Regions from separate parts of the Mus musculus genome. Here region 2 is linked to region 1. The links are chromatin loops, found by intact Hi-C in ENCODE. Cell type or tissue: left cerebral cortex. All regions are shown on one strand. Each heading gives the region's core, and the rest is flanking DNA. Links, peaks and the distances in the headings are about the cores only.

What was found. A loop is a pair of places that touch in the nucleus more often than their neighbours do. Peaks named below come from ENCODE experiments on the same cell type or tissue, not always from the same donor. Only the 100,000 strongest peaks of a DNase experiment are listed, where the experiment ranks them.
Region 2: a loop joins it to region 1, with 3 times the contacts of the local background. A loop is called at or near these places in 11 of 42 quality-filtered maps.

What each region holds. Positions count from the first base shown.
Region 1 is chr11:19,977,989-19,986,970 of GRCm38, forward strand. The region is part of intron 1 of Spred2 (sprouty-related EVH1 domain containing 2); the gene reads left to right. Among named protein-coding and RNA genes, the nearest start is that of Gm39603, 54 kb to the right of the region's middle. In left cerebral cortex, for the core only: no CTCF peak of the experiment used is centred there; DNase peaks (open chromatin) are centred at 1,543, 2,416, 4,381, 4,637 and 2 more places; H3K4me3 peaks cover 2,042 bases; H3K27ac peaks cover 2,872 bases.
Region 2 is chr11:20,028,969-20,037,950 of GRCm38, forward strand. It overlaps Gm39603 (a long non-coding RNA gene), which reads right to left and starts at 7,644. Exons shown (of 5, transcript XR_872273.2): 1 at 6,308-7,644; 2 at 972-979. In left cerebral cortex, for the core only: a CTCF peak has its summit at 2,796 (motif pointing left); DNase peaks (open chromatin) are centred at 2,767, 5,102, 5,742, 6,613 and 2 more places; H3K27ac peaks cover 3,621 bases.

The DNA of each region.
Region 1 (8,982 bases), core at 704-8,703:
ACTTTTTTTTCTCAGCTATGAGATCAAAAGCCTTCTTTTCCAGATGACTAGAGCATGAAGTAAGTTGAGCCAACACTGCCACCTTACATAGGGCTTTGTTGGTATAAGGAACTCGGGATGTGACTTACATACATTCTCAGGGAACATTGCCAAAGCCATGTAAGGAATCTGGGAATGGACGCCTCTCCCTCATAGTGTTACAGCTGAGCTCATGAACATGGCTTCAGAGCACAAGGAAGCTCTCATCATCCAGAGAGGAATACCAACCGCTCATTCCAGGGATTGATGGAGCCTTCACAGTGGCCTAAGGGCATGTGGTTCCTCCCAGCTGGAAGACTTACTGAGCCTCAGCCTCAGCTCCCACACCCACAAGGTATCAGGCTGCAGGTATCTCTCCCCACCCCCGTTTCCATGCACGGCAGCTCCATGCCCAAGTAAAAACGGACCTTGTTCTGGTTCACACGGCATCCTAGGAGGTGAAGAAAACATGCGTGTAAAGATTACAAACTTTTCAAGATACCCAGAAGACAAAAATAAAGTCTCAGATGCAGCAGTTTATCCAAGTTTTGCTGTTTCTTTACCTCCTGCCTTTATACTACTTATTGTGTGTGGGGGGGGGGGGAGCATAAAATATTTATAACAAATCTCATATCATTTCATATCACCCCTGACATACTTTAGTAATTGTAACTTTTGAGACAGGTCTGACCTGGCGCTCTCTGGGGCTGTGGTTGACCTTGAACTCCTATACTCTACCTACCTTCCTAGTGCTGAGGAATGGGCCACCACACCTGGGTTTTTGCAGTGTGGAGAACTGAACTGGGGGCTTAGGCATGCTTTGTAAGCACTCTCCCAACAGAGCGCATTCCCAGCTCCCTGTGTGGTCATTACTGATTTATTTTGGAGAAAAGGTCTCACTGTGTAACCCAGGCCTCTCGCTCTTGTCCTGTGTCAGCAGCTTCCTGAGGGCTAGAGGGCCACAGGAGTGTGTTACTATGCCCACCTCCAAAATCATTTTTATGTATAGGTTTTTATAATTCCTGTAATTGGTAATCCTACAACCCAAGAATCAAGCTGAACATGGTCACATCCACTTGTAATACCAGCATTAGGGAAGCTGAGGCAGGAGAATGGTGATTTTGAGGTCAGGCCGGATTGGACATGAAAGCAACACAGGAATCAACAAAGCCCCAACCAGACGCTTTAGAGAGACAGATCTGAACAAAGTTCCGTGGCTTGGCAGGGCAACAATCGGCTCACACTTGTGGGTCTACAGACTGGAATCGCAGCACGCTGTGTGTGTGAGCTCGCAGCTCGTTGTGTGTGAGCTCGGCTTCCTGTGCATTTCGGACGTCTGTCAATGACTGATCATTGTAACTTACAGGAATTTTTTAAACAATTTTTTAATTGAAAAATCCCAGCCTCTGTCAGCTGCCAGCCTCCCAGCTTCTACTTCTGAGGAGCAGGAAGTGGGTGGGTAATGACAACGGGCCTGTAAACTGCGGACTCTAACCCGCCGATGACTCATCCGGTACAATGCAGTATATTTGTCAAGGAGACTGAATCATATATGGGGGAAACTACTGCTCAGCAGCCAGCTGGTTCGCAGGTCAGCCTGAGAGGATCCATTTTTATCGGAAGCTTTATCGTAGCGATGATGCTAACGGGCAGCCCTTGGACTCCACAATGTAGAGGAAATGGCATCTCCGGGCAGGTACGTGCCGGCTCTTTGCTTGGGTTGTAGTTTCTCCTTGTTCTCCTCTCTGCTGAACCTGTCCAGTGTTTGCGTGTAACATTCTTTTGGGAGAAACATTATCCTCAGGACCTGTGTGGGGTGTGTGTGTGTGTGTGTGTATGTGTGTATGTGTGTGTGTTTGTGTGTTCACCCACATGCAAAGACAGGTAACCACTGATCTTCTATCGAATAGGTTTTCTTCACTCATCGCCCTCTCTGAATCTCCCTAGAGATTCACATCAAAATGGCTTTAACCCATTATTTTATATTAATAAGTTTTAAGGATGCTGCTTGGAAACAGAAGGACAACAGACCTTCTAGGGGGGTAGCTAAGGGTGTTATCTGGTGTCAACAGTCTAATATGAATATCTTTCAGTATCCGTACCGTCTACCCAGCCCCCCCCCCCTTTGTGTGGCTTAATCCAAGAAAGCTTTATTCCCCTCCTCAGCTGATATGTTTATTTTTTGCCGATCACAATTTGCTTGAATCAGAGCATCAACTTTTCCAAGGTAGAAGAAAAGGGAGTGGGGACTTGATAGCAACATTTAATTATAGCTTCCACATGACCTGAAGGATCATTCCACATAATTGGGAGGCTGTGGCTGCCTGTCTAACCTTCTCTCTTTTCTTCACTCACTAAATTTAAACAATGCCTGGCTAGTGGAGGCACATGCCTTGTTTATTTGAGTATATTAAACATTCCTATGTGTGTTGACAGACTGTTCAGCGTCTCCTCATATTTTTAAAGGACACTTTTTAAATCCTTCTTGTCCGGGACAGATGCTCTAGTTAAGTTTATATCTGTGCTATGTCTGCCTTGCTGGACGGGCTCTCCGCCTGGGGTCAGGACCTGTACTACCGCTGGCTGCCCATACATTTGCCTGAGATGAAACACTGACTACACAGTCCCCTCTGTGGTGTAAATCCTGCGGTCCCTTAGAGAGAACATCTACAGATCTGGAATTACCAAGCTAGCGAGCAAGGCGGGCTTCGTTCCTGTTTATTTATCATAGAGCCTATAGTAAAGCCTTGGTTTTCTTCAGGTGTATGAATTTTAAACTCCTGGTAAACAGATTTATTTCATTTATTGGTTTCAGCACATTTAGAAAACTTGGAAGGAGTTTGCTCAGTATGTTCTGTTTGTAGATTATAGTGTGCTTTTTTTTTCTTTTCTTTCTTTAAAAAAAAAAAAAAAAAAGAATGGCCAGCTTGTTTTTCAAGACAAACCACCTTTAAATTTCATTAATTTTACATTCTATAAATGAAAGCCACCTGTTATGCCGTAACTTGCTAATTTTGGTCAAGGATGATAATGAGGAAGAATAGTGTTTGGAGTATGTTGGGGTCTGGCTAAGAATTCCCTGCCCACATCTGTAGCGTTTATTTTTGTGTGCATATGTGCATATATGTATATATAGTACACATTCAATAACAGCACTTGCTGATATTAAAAATATTTCAGATCCAAAATGAGAGCCTTTTTCCTTCTCATTAAGATTGTGTTTCAAGGTCAGGAAAGCTTTGAGCATGTTGACTTGACTAGAATACATAGTTTTGGATATATGTATGTATATGAGCTCCCCCAGAGTTTTGGTTAAAAACACTCAGTTTGTGGTTCACTTTGTCAAAACTTCATCAAGCATAATGGCTCATGCCTGTAATTTCAGCACTCAGGAAGCCGAAGTAGGATTATTGTAAATTCTAGGCCAGCCTGGACTACAGTATAAGATCTTGTCTCTTAGAAAACATAAAAACAGGGCTGGAGAGATGGCCCAGTGGTTAAGAGCACTGGCTGCTCTTCCAGAGGCTCTGAGTTCAATTCCCAGCAACCACATAGTGGCTGACAACCATCTGCAGTGGGATCCAATGCACTCTTCTGGTGTGTCTGAAGACAGCTACAGTGTAATCATAATAAATAAATCTTAAAAAAAAAAAAAAAAGAGCCGGGCGTGGTGGTACACGCCTTTAATCCCGGCACTCAGGAGGCAGAGGCAGGCGGATTTCTGAGTTCGAGGCCAGCCTGGTCTACAAAGTGAGTTCCAGGACAGCCAGGGCTATACAGAGAAACCCTGTCTCGAAAAACCAAAACAAACAAACAAACAAACAAACAAAACAAAACCAGAAAAGACAGAGTTAGGCAGATCTCTGTGAATTCATGGTCAGCCTGGTCTACCTAGCAAGTTCCAGGCCACCAAGGCTAAATCTCTTGATTGGTTGGTATTTTCTATGAAAATATCCTGTTTTCCCGATCTTTGTCTCCTTAGGACTAGCCCAGGTGAGGACCAGTTCTTCCAGATCTCGGAGCTTTGTACATGAGCTGTGGCTGCTGCTCCCAGGGTGACCGTTGATGATGAACACCGTGAACCGTCAGCCCAGGGTGACCATAGATAGTCTTTAGAGTTCTTTCTCTTCTACCACTGCTACTAAAGGTCTTATTCTTCAGCTTAGAAGTAGTCAGTGGATATTGATTGAACTTGAGGCCTTTGATGTGCGAGGCATGGGCTAGGCACTCACATGTGTATGCACTTGGACCCAGGCCCAGCCCTCTTTTAACTTTGGTTGCTGAAAGAATGCTCTACTCCAAAATCCAGCTGATGGTGGTTTTGATAACCACGCTTTCTGAACCCAGCCAAGTGACGTAACCGTAGACAAAAGACGTGCTTTTCCGCTCTGTGTCTTGGGAGGTGTCAGTCATGGAGTTCATTCATCCTAAGAGACCATAGTGTCCATGGTATCTTAGTGGAACAGACAGCTTCCCAGTTTTTAGCTGTTTGGAAGACTCCTCTTTTTAGGATCTATTACAGCTATATGAATTCAGTAACTATTTCATAAAAACAAGCTAATTTAAAATCACTATAGACCAGCTGCCAACATTTAAAAATACTCACGTGCTTTTGAGAGTCCTGTTTCTGGAGTCTGCAGCCTGCTCCTGCTGTTCACATGTATGAGAGTGTGTGCTGAGAACATGGCTGGCTCCCACCAGAGGCTTTACCCGTGCATTGCCTGTGTCACACTTGTCCAATGTCTGGAGCACACACGAATTTTTGTCATTATTTGGAAATTGTAGGTTTTCTGTTTAGCTCAGAGAAGCCAGAGACAAGCATAGAGTAAATTTCTTAAGCCACAAGCCTCCCTCTGAAGTATAAACGGATACGTGCCCTCTCTTATCTAGCTACTGTGGACTGTTCCTTTTGCTGGGCATTAGCTTGCTGGCAGTTCAGTGCGTTAACACCTAGAGTGCCTTGGCGTTGAAAGTGGGGCAGCCAGGGGAGCCATGCACATGAGTTGAGTTGTAAGTACCATTTCCTTGTGGCTCATGAGAACCATAGAGAAAGCCAATACTTCAGAAGGAGGCTGGCACCTCAGTTCTCTTTTGAAAGCTTTTGACTTGGATTGTAAGTGGACCCTTCCTCGCTATGCCTTCTGGGAGTGGTGCTGGGATTCGGCTGTTCTTGCTGTCTTCTGAGGTCATTATGGGAGAAATCTCAGTGAGATGCTGTATTTAGATTCCAATCAAGAGGTAAATCATGCAATTGTAAAGAATGGAAACACTCTCTCTGCCCCTCTCTGTGCTTCCTACCACCCCCCTGCTCTTGTCCTCCTCTCCCTCCTCCCCTTTTCTCTCCCTCCCTTTCTTCCCCTCTTCCTCTCCTCATTTATAAACACTTGCTTCCTCGGTTGCCTGCCTGCCATTGCTCTGGCCCCCTGGGCCCTGCTGCTTGACTGGGGCTCTTGAATTCCATCCGCTGAGCACAGCAGCATGTGTCACAGGCTGCTCAGGGAGGGTGAGGAGCAAAGTTAGTGTCTGTGGGTGGGCATGTGTTCTCATCACATCGCCGGAGAGCTGCAGTGTGCAGAATCTGGCAGGAACTTGTTCCAAAGGGGGGGGGAAATCAAGCCAGTCCCTTTTTTTCCTGCCTTGAGTAATATTAAAAACATGGCTAACTCCCATGGAGAAGAAATGGAAGTGTTAGAAAACTCTTGTAATTGTTTTTAGTAATCTTCAAAACTGAGATCAGAAGAAATAAAAAGGGTCTAATCATAAAAATATCCCGGTGTGTGTGTGTGTGTGTGTGTGTGTGTGTGTGTGTGTGTGTTGCATTGTATATAGACTGTTCAGTGTTCAGAGGCTCAGTATTTAAGAGCACCACCTGCTTTTGCTGATGACCCAGGTTTGGTTCCCAGCACCCACATGGAGACTCACAACCTTCAGTAACTCCAGTGCCAGGGAATTTGTGGACACACATGTGATATGCATGCGATTTACCCATAAAGATAAGTTAGCCTTCCTTTTTTTTCTTTTTAGAATGTTGTCTCAGAGTTTGGGGGTACACTGTTCTATTTAACTCGTCTGATGTTTTGAGATGATATTATAAGAAACGCCATTTTCTGTCAGTAAAGCCAGTACTTAAGAGGTTTGAGCTGTGTGTGACCTGCCTTGCACGCAGAAGAGCAGAGTAACGGGCCTTAAGCATTGGAAGCAGCGCCTGGAGAGGGTCCTGCGCATGCGCCGACTGTTACCTTTTGTCAGTGGTGATGCTCACTCCTTCAGGCTTTGGGAGTGTTCCTGCATGCAACCCAGACTTCCTGAACCCAGTTCAAGTGGCTCCCTTACTTCTCAAGGTACCCCCTTCTCATGTGGCAGAAACCAGGATACAGGGCCAGTGAGAGGGCTCAGCAAATCAAGACGCTTGTCATTAAGCCTGAGGATGGATTCGTGGGGGTTGCCCTTTGACCTCCACATCTGCACTGTGACATAACACCCCTCCCCCATGCACACAAATCAGTGGTTTTTTTCACCCCAATATTTTTTAGCAACTGCTTAGTGTATGCTAAAGTGACACTGATTCTGTGCATTCTAGATCTCTAGAACATTTCACCTTGCAAAACCGAAACTCCAGGCACGGTGGTTGACTCTCTTCCCCGGCCCAGGACAGCCACCATACTACTCTGTTTCCATGGCTTTTAGATAATAATATAAATAGAATGGATGGTGCAATGACTTCTCCTCCTCCTCCTCCTTCTTTTTTAAGACACAGGGTTTCCCTGTGTAGCCCTGGAACTCACTGTAGACCAGGCTGGCTTCGAACTCAGAGTCTACCTGCCTCTGCCTCCCGAGTGCTGGGATTAAAGGCTTGTGCCAACACTTCCACACAGCTTGTCCCCCCCCCCTTTTTTTTTGGACTGGGTTCTTTTGCTTAGCTTTCTCAAAACTCATCCCATTGTCGACTCCACTGTTTATTAAGGCTGAGCGATGACCCATTGTGTATTGTTTAACCAGTCCTCTCTGGATGAATGAATTTAGATTATTGCCACCTTTTGGCTTATTGTGAATACTGAAGTGAAAATATGTTTGAAAGTCTTTTGAGGTGGAATTGCCTTTTAATAAAGGCTAAGGTTGATTGTATGCAAAGGCAAGGAGATGTGCCTCTGAGCATCCTGTTATGTTTAATCTAGTCTTTGCTTAGGCTTAAAGAACTCCCTTCCAGACCTGCTCACTGGAGGAAGTTGCCAGAGGCGAGGTGGTTTATTTGTGGTGCCTTGGGAATTGCAACTGTCCCAGAGAACCAGGATGAAGGCCAGAGTAGATGGCTCTTAATAAGTTAGTAACTCATGGCCTGAGTTTGTGTCTGCAGCCCAAATGGTAGAAAGGAAGAGCTAACTACCGGCAGCCCCGACCTCTGTACGTCCTCACAGTCACACCCACAGGTAGATTTGAATAGCCAAATTTAATCTTTAGAAAGGGGAAGGGTGAGAAGGAGGCAGATGTCGACACTGCCATAGAATACAGAGCTGGGTGTTGACTGGCCTTATGTTAGAGACCTTTTATTCTTTCCTTGGTACTAGTGTTGCTCACAATGATGGCTTTATTATGTTGACTTCAGGTCAATCTCTGTGAGTTCAAGGTTAGCCTGGTGTACATATGGGAGTCTCAAGCCAACCCAGAATATACAGTGAAACTGCCTTTAAAAAAAAAAAAAAAAGAAGACTGAAGAGATGATGGCTCAGCGGTTAAGAGCACTGACTTCTCTTCCAGAGACCCTGAGTTCAATTCCCAGCAACCACATGGTGGCTCACAACCATCTGTAATGGGATCTGATACCCTCTTATGGCTTGTCTGAAGATAGCTACAGTGTACTCATATACATAAAATAAAAAATAAATCTAAAAAAAAACGAGGGGAGGCTGAATAGGTGGCTCGGTGCTTCCAGAGAACCTAGTTTCAATTCCCAGTACCCATGTGACAGCTCACAACTGTATGCAACTCCAAGATCTGATACCTTCATACAAATACATGTAGGCAAAACACCAGTGCACATTAAAAACAAGAAAAAACTCCTCCTATGCTAGTTACAGCCTTTTATCAGCACATGTAGCGTATTCAGTTTATTCTAAAAACATTCCATGCTCTGCGTGTGTGTGTGTGTGTGTGTGTGTGTGTGTGTGTGTGTGTGTGTGTACTCGCATGTGCGGCGCATGCACATTCTAGGCAAACACCCTGCCACTGAGCCCATTTTCTTCCATTTTCAAAAGACTTCAATAGGACTCCCTTACCCTGGGAGTTTTATGATTGCGTAGTAACTCCATGCTGAGTGAAGGAGCTGGGCCTGTGGTGTTGTCATGGGTCTTGGTGGCTTCTGGTCTTTTTCTATTAAATGTATTCTGTTGGATTTTTACTACTACAAGTTTTCTGCTTCTGCAAGATGTTTCAGTAGCGTGTGTTTGCTAAAGCCCTTGGCAACACTAAGGGACTGTAAAGCCAATTAAAAAAAAAAATAATACAGAAGTTGTAAAGAGACCTCAAAAGCCCTTTGACTCCCCCCCCCCCTGCTGCATATGAAGAGGCTGTGGCTCAGTAGTAGATTCAAAGAGTCACACCCAGTTGTGAGAAGAGGATGTGTTACCAGGTCTAGTTAGACTAATAAATGCCAAATGGAATGACCTCTGTTGAGGAGGAACAGCCCAGATGGCCCCTCACCCCCCTCCAGCTGTTGCTCTCTCCTGGAGTTGGGCTGTTAGTAATTCCTCTTCACTTAAAATTCCTTCACAGTTGTTACCTAAGCCAGTAAATCTTAAAATCCCAACAGCACCGATCCAGGGACTTTTCCCACAACATGGAGCCCTTGTTTGTAAACTGTGGACAGCGGTGGGGAACCGCCCTTCCTCGGTCCTGGGGGGTCAGTAACCTTGAACGGTCCCTTTTCTCCCGGAATGAGGAGTCCCACTCAGTCCTGTTCTTTCTAGC
Region 2 (8,982 bases), core at 341-8,340, 51 kb after region 1:
TTACACACACACCTTGCCCCCTACCCAAGTGAAATCACACACTCGCAATCCCAGCACTCCGGAGGCAGACAAATCTCTGAGTTCACTGCCAGCCTGGTCTACAGAGTGAGTTCCAGGACAGCCAGGGCTATAGTGAGACCCTGTCTCAAAAATTAACAACAACAAAAAAAGTTATGATATGGAGTGGGGAGTCAGGGAAAGATCGCTCAGTGGTTAAGAGCATTGGCTGCTCTTTCAGAGAATTTGGGTTCAATTCTGGGAACCCACATGGCAGCTCACAACTGCCGATAACTCCAGTTCTAGGATATCTGGAACCCTCACACAGACATACATAAAAGGCAAAACACAGATGCACATAAAATAAATGAATCTTAAAAAAAACCAGGTTGTGATAGGGATGCTGAAGTGTAGCTCTTCCAGCTGATGGCTTCTGGCAGGAGTCGGGGACGGAAGGACACCGTTTTCTTAAAGGGGCCGACCACTGGGAGTTTGACCGTGCTGTGGTGAGAATATGGGCAACACAAATTGCACTTGGTATTTTCTTTTTCTTTTTCTTTTCTTCTTTGTTTTAGAGAAAGTCACGAGAGAGAGTGGACCGGGGAGGACTGGGAAATAAGTGGTCAGGATGCATAATGGGAATTTTCCAAATAATCAAAAAGTACATGTTTAAAAAAGAAAAGAAAGCCGGGCGTGGTGGCGCACGCCTTTAATCCCAGCACTCGGGAGGCAGAGGCAGGCGGATTTCTGAGTTCGAGGCCAGCCTGGTCTACAAAGTGAGCTCCAGGACAGCCAGGGCTATACAGAGAAACCCTGTCTCGAAAAACCGAAAAAAAAAAAAAAATAAAAAAAAATAAAAAAAAAAAATAAAAAAGAAAAGAAAAAGCTGTAGTTGTGAATTTGGCTTAGTACCAAAGAACTAGTCACAAGATTTCAAGAAGTTATTAAAATCCTCTTACCAGCCAGGTGTTTACCTTTAATCCTAGCACCCAGAAGGCAGAGGCAGGTAAATTTCTATGAGTTCAAGGGCTGCTTGATCTATATAATGAAACCCTGTCTAAAGGGGAAAAAAAAAAGAGATTAAAACAGACATGTGCACAAATCCTCTTTTCCCTCCCATAACAGACCAGTCTGAAGTCAGATTTTCTCCATATATATTTTTCATCACCAAAATAACACCGTGGAGCTGGGGAGCTGGAAGGACAGATCAACGGCTAAGAACACTTATTCCTCTCGTAGATGACCCAGGCTGGGTTCCCTGTCCCTTCTGATGGTTCACATCCACCTGTAACTGCACACACACACGCACACAGAGACACACACATGCACACACACACACACACAGACACACACACACACAGACACACACACATGCACACACACACACACACACGTGCACATAAATAAAATAAGATAAATAGATATATTTTAAAAAACATATCCACAACAGATTGAGTTCACAAGCAGTTATGAGAATCCAGCTCTATTCCATTACAAATATTTGCAAAGTAAAAGTCTTTTCATTTGGGGCTGGAGAGATGGCTCAGTGGTTAAGACCACTGACTACTCTTCCAGAGGTCCTGAGTTGGATTCCCAGCAACCACATGGTGGCTCACAACCATCCAGAGATCTGATACCCCTTTCTGCTCTATCTGAAGACAGTGACAATGTACTCAAATACATAAAATAAAAGTCTTTTCATTTATATGGAATGGAGAGATGGCTCAGGGGTTGAGAGTACCAGCTGTTCTTCCAGAAGTCCTGGGTTCAATTCCCAGCAACCACATTGCAGCTCAACTGTTTATAATTCCAGGGGATCTAACGCCTTCACATAGACATACAAGCAAAATAACAATGTGCATAAAATACAAATAAAATCATTTTAAAGTTTTTTTTAAGATTTATTTTTGTTGTTGTTGGTTTGATTTGGGGAGTTAGGGATGGTTGGATGGTTCTTTTACTCTGGAGTATCTTTTTTTTTTTTTTTTTTTTTTTGAGACAGGATCTCACTATGGAGCCTTGGTTGGCCTGGCACTTACTATGTAAACCATGCCCAGCCACATTTAATTTATGTTGTATTTATTTATTTTTGTTTACTTTTTGTGCATTGGTGTTTAGCCTGCATGTTCATCTATGTGAGAGTGTATATCTCGGAGTTACAGTGAGCTGCCACGTGCTAGAATTTGAACCTGAGTCCTCTAGAAGTGCACCTAGTGTTTTCAACCTCTGAGCCATCTCTCCAACCCTCAGTTTTAATTTCTTTTTTCTTTCTTTCTTTTTTTTTTTTTTTTTTTTTTTTTTTTTTTTTTTGGTTATTCGAGACAGGGTTTCTCTGTAGCCCTGGCTGTCCTGGAACTCACTTTGTAGCCCAGGCTGGCCTCGAACTCAGAAATCCGCCTGCTTCTGCCTCCCAAGTGCTGGGATTAAAGGCGTGCGCCACCATGCTCTGCTCAGTTTTAATTTCTAATGCAGTCATATTAATAAGCATAACCAGGGAAAGCTGGGTGTGGTGGTGAATGCCTTTAATTCTAGCCTTCCCAAGGCAGAGGCAGATAGATCATGTTGAGTCTCTCTTGGTCTTCTCTATACAGCGTTCCATAGTGAGACCTTTTCTCAAAATCAAAACAAAACAAGAACGGATTTGTAAGGATCTTTGGGGCTGGAAAGTTGGGTCACCAGTTAATCGTACTGGCTGCTCTTCCATAGGATCTAGGTTTAAACCCCGGCACTCACGGTGACTCTCAATTGGCTGTAACGCCAATTCCAGGGAATCTGGTGCCCTCTTCTGGATTGCTTTGGCACTGCATACACGTGGTGTCCATTCATACATGTAAGCAAACCACCCCACACATAAAATAATAAAATTTGAATTATAAAACATCTATGTGTACCTACACAAGAGTCTTTGGAATTCTCAATAACCTTTAGGTATATAAAAATATATTGAAAACAGAAAACGTTTGCCCTCTTCCTATTTCTGGTCAACAGAATATTTTGTGGTTATTTCCAGCCCTTTTCTCTTTTTCTTGGTGTGTGTATGGTGTGTGTGTGTGTGTGTGTGTGTGTGTGTGTGTGTGTGTGTGTGTGTGTGTGTGTTGTGTGTGTGTGTGTGTGTGTGTGTGTGTGTGTGTGTTGTGTGTGTGTGTGTGTGTGTGGTGTGTGTGTGTGTGTGTGTGTGTGTGTGGTGTGTGTGTGTGTGGTGTGTGTGTGTGTGTGTGTGTGTGTGTGTGTGTGTGCGTGTGTGTGGTGTGTGTATGGGGTGTGTGTGTGTGTGGTGTGTGTGTGTGTGCATGTGTGTGTGTGTGTGTGTGTGTGTGTGTGTGTGTGTGCTTGCTTAGAATCTGACATTGGGTGTCAGTTTCTCTCTACCACCCCCTTTTTGAGAAGTTCTTTTACTGAACCTGGAACCCACCAATGAGCTTCAGCTCCCACCTGTCCCCAATGTCCCCAGCCCCTAACCTCCTGCTCCCACCTGTCCCCAATGTTCCCAGCCCCTAACCTCCTGCTCCCACCTGTCCCCAATGTCCCCAGTCCCTAACCTCCTGCTCCCACCTGTCCCCAATGTCCCCAGCCCCTAACCTCCTGCTCCCACCTGTCCCCAATGTCCCCAGCCCCTAACCTCCTGCTCCCACCTGTCCCCAATGTCCCCAGTCCCTAACCTCCTGCTCCCACCTGTCCCCAATGTCCCCAGTCCCTAACCTCCTGCTCCCACCTGTCCCCAATGTCCCCAGCCCCTAACCTCCTGCTCCCACCTGTCCCCAATGTCCCCAGCCCCTAACCTCCTGCTCCCACCTGTCCCCAATGTCCCCAGTCCCTAACCTCCTGCTCCCACCTGTCCCCAATGTCCCCAGTCCCTAACCTCCTGCTCCCACCTGTCCCCAATGTCCCCAGCCCCTAACCTCCTGTTCCCACCTGTCCCCAATGTCCCCAGCCCCTAACCTCCTGCTCCCACCTGTCCCCAATGTCCCCAGCCCCTAACCTCCTGTTCCCACCTGTCCCCAATGTCCCCAGCCCCTAACCTCCTGTTCTCACCTGTCCCCAATGTCCCCAGCCCCTAACCTCCTGCTCCCACCTGTCCCCAATGTCCCCAGCCCCTAACCTCCTGCTCCCACCTGTCCCCAATGTCCCCAGCCCCTAACCTCCTGCTCCCACCTGTCCCCAATGTCCCCAGCCCCTAACCTCCTGCTCCCACCTGTCCCCAATGTCCCCAGCCCCTAACCTCCTGTTCCCACCTGTCCCCAATGTCCCCAGCCCCTAACCTCCTGCTCCCACCTGTCCCCAATGTCCCCAGCCCCTAACCTCCTGCTCCCACCTGTCCCCAATGTCCCCAGCCCCTAACCTCCTGCTCCCACCTGTCCCCAATGTCCCCAGCCCCAACCTCCTGCTCCCAAGGCTTCTCATGTGGGTTCTGGGGCTCTGAATTCAGGACATCCTGCTTGCATGGCAAGCACTTTACTTCCACAAAGCAATCCCCTCCACCACCACCACCACCACCTCCTCCTCCTCCTCCTCCTCCTCCTTCTTCTTCTTGTAGGAGACAGGGTCACATGTAGCCCAGATTAGCCTTGAATTCATTATGTAGCCAAAAAATAGGTTTGAGCACCTAATCCTCCTGCCTCAGTCTCCTGAGTGCTGGGATTACAGAGAGATGCTTCTGCGCCCAGCCTGTCAATCCTGCCCTTCACTCCCTTGGCCTAGAGTGGCTCTGTCTCCTCTGGCTTTGGTTACTTTGTATCCCTATTCTGCTCTTTGTATCTTATCTTAGACCTTTGGTTCTTTTGTTCTAAGTCCAGTGAGTTCCGGCCCAGCATCATGCAGCTGTCACGACCGGGTTATCTGAACCCAGCATCTAGTTCACTCAGGACAGTAACATTCAGGGAGATGTGTGACTTCCGGGGCTTGAGGACAGCTCTGCTATCTTTCTGTTGGCCCTCTGTTGGTGTTTTTCCATTGCATAGGGAGCCATATGGCTCAGCCCTGGTCATCAGACAAGGCAAATGTGAATGGGTGCCCTAAGCTCCTTTGTGTAGATTTATGCCTGCTTAGTTTTGATGTTCATGCCTGGCGACTGTTACCAGGATATTTCTGAGCCAGCCAACAGTTGGATCTGCTGCCCACCTCTTGGGATCCTTAAGGGAGAGAATTCAGTATAGCTCCTATCCTGTCTGAGCAGCTGCACTCCACACCCTAACCTCTCTTCCATGTCTTTCTAAACATCTTGAGGAGTTGACACATGCTCAAAGCTTGCTCTCTGAGGGAGGGCCAGGGGACTTGGTGTAGGGCTCAGTTGGTAGTTACTAAAGTGTTTGCTTAACGCTGGGTTTGATCCTCAGCACCACAGCCAACAAGAGAAAACACTGGGAGAAGATAGTTTCTACCCTAGTGGAAGATGGTCATCAACCAAGAGGTTGGATGAAATAAAACTGGTCCTTTCAGCCCTAGGCCTGTCTGGCTCAGAGCTGCTAACGGGAATGGCAGGAAATCTGAGAACGCTCTCCTGCTCGAATCCCGGGACGATCCACTAAGTGAATGTCCTGCCAGGACACTGGCTCCTGACCTGTCTTTGCTCGAGGGCTGATGCCAGGTTTCTGGTTCCTGTGAGCTGCCTGGCAGTCTAATAGGAATACCTTAAGCCGTATCAGGTGCATCTTGCCCTGCATCCACATTCATCTGGGAGTCCTTGGGATTGATATTTGTGGCTTGATGCGAAAATCAACCCACGTAGTTTCCCTCTTTGTCAGGCTTGGATAATAACCACCTCCAACTCACGCTTTGCCGTGCTCCTTCAGTAACTATGGTTGCCTTTTGGGTAGCTTCCAAAAAAACCCTTCTCCCTTCCAAAAGAAAGAAAATCGATCCTGTCTGCCCAACCTTAAAAGCTGACAATTACAGCATCATAAAACCGTCCTGTTCAGTGCAGTGACAGAGAGAGAACTGATAGGACGCTGGGGTCACTGGTACTTCTGAGTCTCCCCATTTGGGCGCAGGAAATGTGGTGTGGCCCCTACATGACGCCTTTTGGTGACTGTCTTTGCTTCCTTACCAGCCTAGTGGTCCTTTAAAAGTGCATCACTGCCGGGCATGGTGGCGCACGCCTTTATTCCCAGCATTCTGGAGGCAGAGGCAGGCGGATTTCTGAGTTCGAGGCCAGCCTGGGCTACAAAGTGAGTTCCAGGACAGCCAGGGCTATACAGAGAAACCCTGTCTCAAAAACAACAAACAAACAAACAAACAACAACAAACAAAAGTTCATCACTGCAGCAGCCAAAGCCCAAAGAGTCCTATAGTGGGGTCTTCCATCCTTGCAAACCTGAGGTGCACCTGTACCGCCTTGGATGCATGCATGCCCCGAAGACCCGTTCATCTGCTTCTAAGTTCCTTTTGCAGAAAGCAGGCAACCTGGAAGGAGGTCTGAGTCAGAGCCCGGGGCCTCGCTATCGGCTGCCACACCACGGCAGGCTTGCAGACAGGGAGGGAAATAGTGGGCTTTCAGCTGGTGTTTTTGTTTTGAAGGAAGGGAGAAGGTGGAGGGCGGGAGAGATCTAAGGTGCACTCAATGTGAGTACATTTGCAGTATGGGGGTGGGGTGGGGCTAGGAGATCACGTGATCTGCATGACTCATCCCTCTCCAGAAGACAGAATGCTTTGCACTCGTCCCTCATCTTCTGGTATTTTGGAAGTCTTCTTCCTCCCTCAAATGCTGGGAAGAGACAAGGCCGGTGCTTCTCACCCCCTCCTAGGAGAGCTATGTCTGAACTTTCAAGTATCTCTGCATTTGCTTCATCTCCTCTCATCTGACTAGGGTTATTTCCCACCTCTCTACAAAGAACTGGGTCAGCTGCACCGTGGGCACAAAGGCCAGGGCGGGGAAAGGGAGGCAGCCCATACTCTCTGGAGTCTGACCTGACGCTAGTAACTGGATTGGCAGTGCTCACTGAGGGTGCCTGGGGCAGCCCCAGGCAGAGTTTGCATCAGCAAAGATGGTGGTCAGGCCGGGAAGAGGAGCCTTTCTCAGATGCAGCATCTCTACACTCCCTGTGCTGAGCTGAGGTAGATGCACACTCTGGCTGGGACCACAGGGCAGCTGCCCAGAGCTGGGAGTCTCCAATAGCTGACTGACCCTTAGGCTGTAGTGTGGCCCACAGTTAGAGGACACAGCAAGTTGCACAGTCTCTCGGGGCGTCTCATTCCCTTGCTGCTCGAGCCATGAGGAGGCTGGTCTGTTACCTAGGGAACGCTCACATTTCATTTGTTCTAGGAGATGGAGGACAGCCTCATTTCCTATGCTCATGGACACACTGCGTGTTCACTGCCTCCTGTTGAAAAACAGAGCTCTGAGGCTTTGAAGATAACTCTGTGGATAAGAACAGTTGCGCGGCAAGCCTGAGGACTTGGGTTCAAATCCCAAGAACCCACATTAAAAAGGCAGGCATGGCTGCATATACCCAGTATAGCAACAGGTTCAGTGAGAAATTCAGTCTCAAAAGAATAGGTCAGAGAGTGGTACAGCCATACACCTAGGGTCTTCCTGTGTGTGCATGTATGAGTGGGTGCAGGTGCGCGTGTGTGTGCACGAGCACATTGTATGCGTGCACATGTTCACACAAGTGTTCGTGCACACACACACACACACACACTTTTTTTTTTTTTTTTTTTTGGATTTTCGAGACAGGGTTTCTCTGTGTAGCCCTGGCTGTCCTGGAACTCACTTTGTGGACCAGGCTGGCCTCGAACTCAGAAATCCGCCTGCCTCTGCCTCCCAAGTGCTGGGATGAAAGGCGTGCGCCACCACACCCGGCTTCAACACACACATGCTTTTTAAAGAGAGTTCTGTACACCATGTGGTGGAGGCTCAGGAGGTTGAAAAAGGAGGATGGCTTAAGTCCTAGGTCTGTCTGGACTACACAGTAAGACCTTGGCTCAAAAAGACATAAGAAACAAAAGGAAAAAGATATAAATCTACGTCTGCAAAGCCAGAACTTTCAGAAGCCGGGTTTAGTGTTGCAGAACCACTGCAGCTAACAACTGAAATTCCCAGGTCTGCTGTGGCCTGTGCTTCCTGCTTTGGGGAGCTGTTGTTGGAATATGTGCCTGCTGATAATTTATGGTACTTAAGCGCAGCTTGTGTCTTGGAGGTTTTTGTGACTTATTTTATAAGATAGTTAGGAAAGAAAAGAGAAGAAAAGAAGAGAAGAGAAAAAGAAAAGGAAAGAAACATATTTTACAGATAAATCTGCCCAGCAACCCCTAAATGTTATTTTGGTCCCCAAAGCTATTAACAGTTTCCAACAATCCTGCATTCACTCCATGCTTGATGCACCCCTCCCCTGGGTCCACCAGCCTCAGCACATAGCAAACAGGCTCGATGTTCATCCCCCGGCCTCTTACAGTTGGTATGGTCATTTGACCAACTGTGGCCAGTAGCAAGACATTGTGGTATCAGGGTATGATTTATCCAGGCTCTTCCAAGTCACTCAAGATGAAAGCAGACTGGCTCACTTGGTATTGCAGGGTGACAGACAGCTGCTGATATGCGAGGACTATGACTCCCTAAAGGAGTGTAGTTACAACTGCTACAAGCCAGGCTTGGTGACACACACCTTTAATCCCAGTACTTGGGAGGCAGAGACAGGCAGATCTCTGAGTTTAAGGCCAGCCTGGGCTACAAAGTGAGTTCCAGGACAGGCAGGGCTGCACAGAGAAACCTTGTTGGGGTGCAGAATGGGGTAGGGAGGCACTTGTCTACTTGTTGGCTTATACCCTCTCTCTGAGCCCGGGAGCAGCTCAAGACCTCCTGGAGCCATGGGACCTGCTAGAGAACATGCAAGCTACTGCTGAGCATGTGTGCACGCCCACCTGTCCAGGGAGGAACAGAGCACAATGGGGAAGATCCAGCTCTGCCAGGCTACTTAGTTGCACTGGGTTTCATCAGTGCCTCCTTTAGTGACCGTGCTGAGTCAGCAGGCATGACTGTGTCCTTTCTAG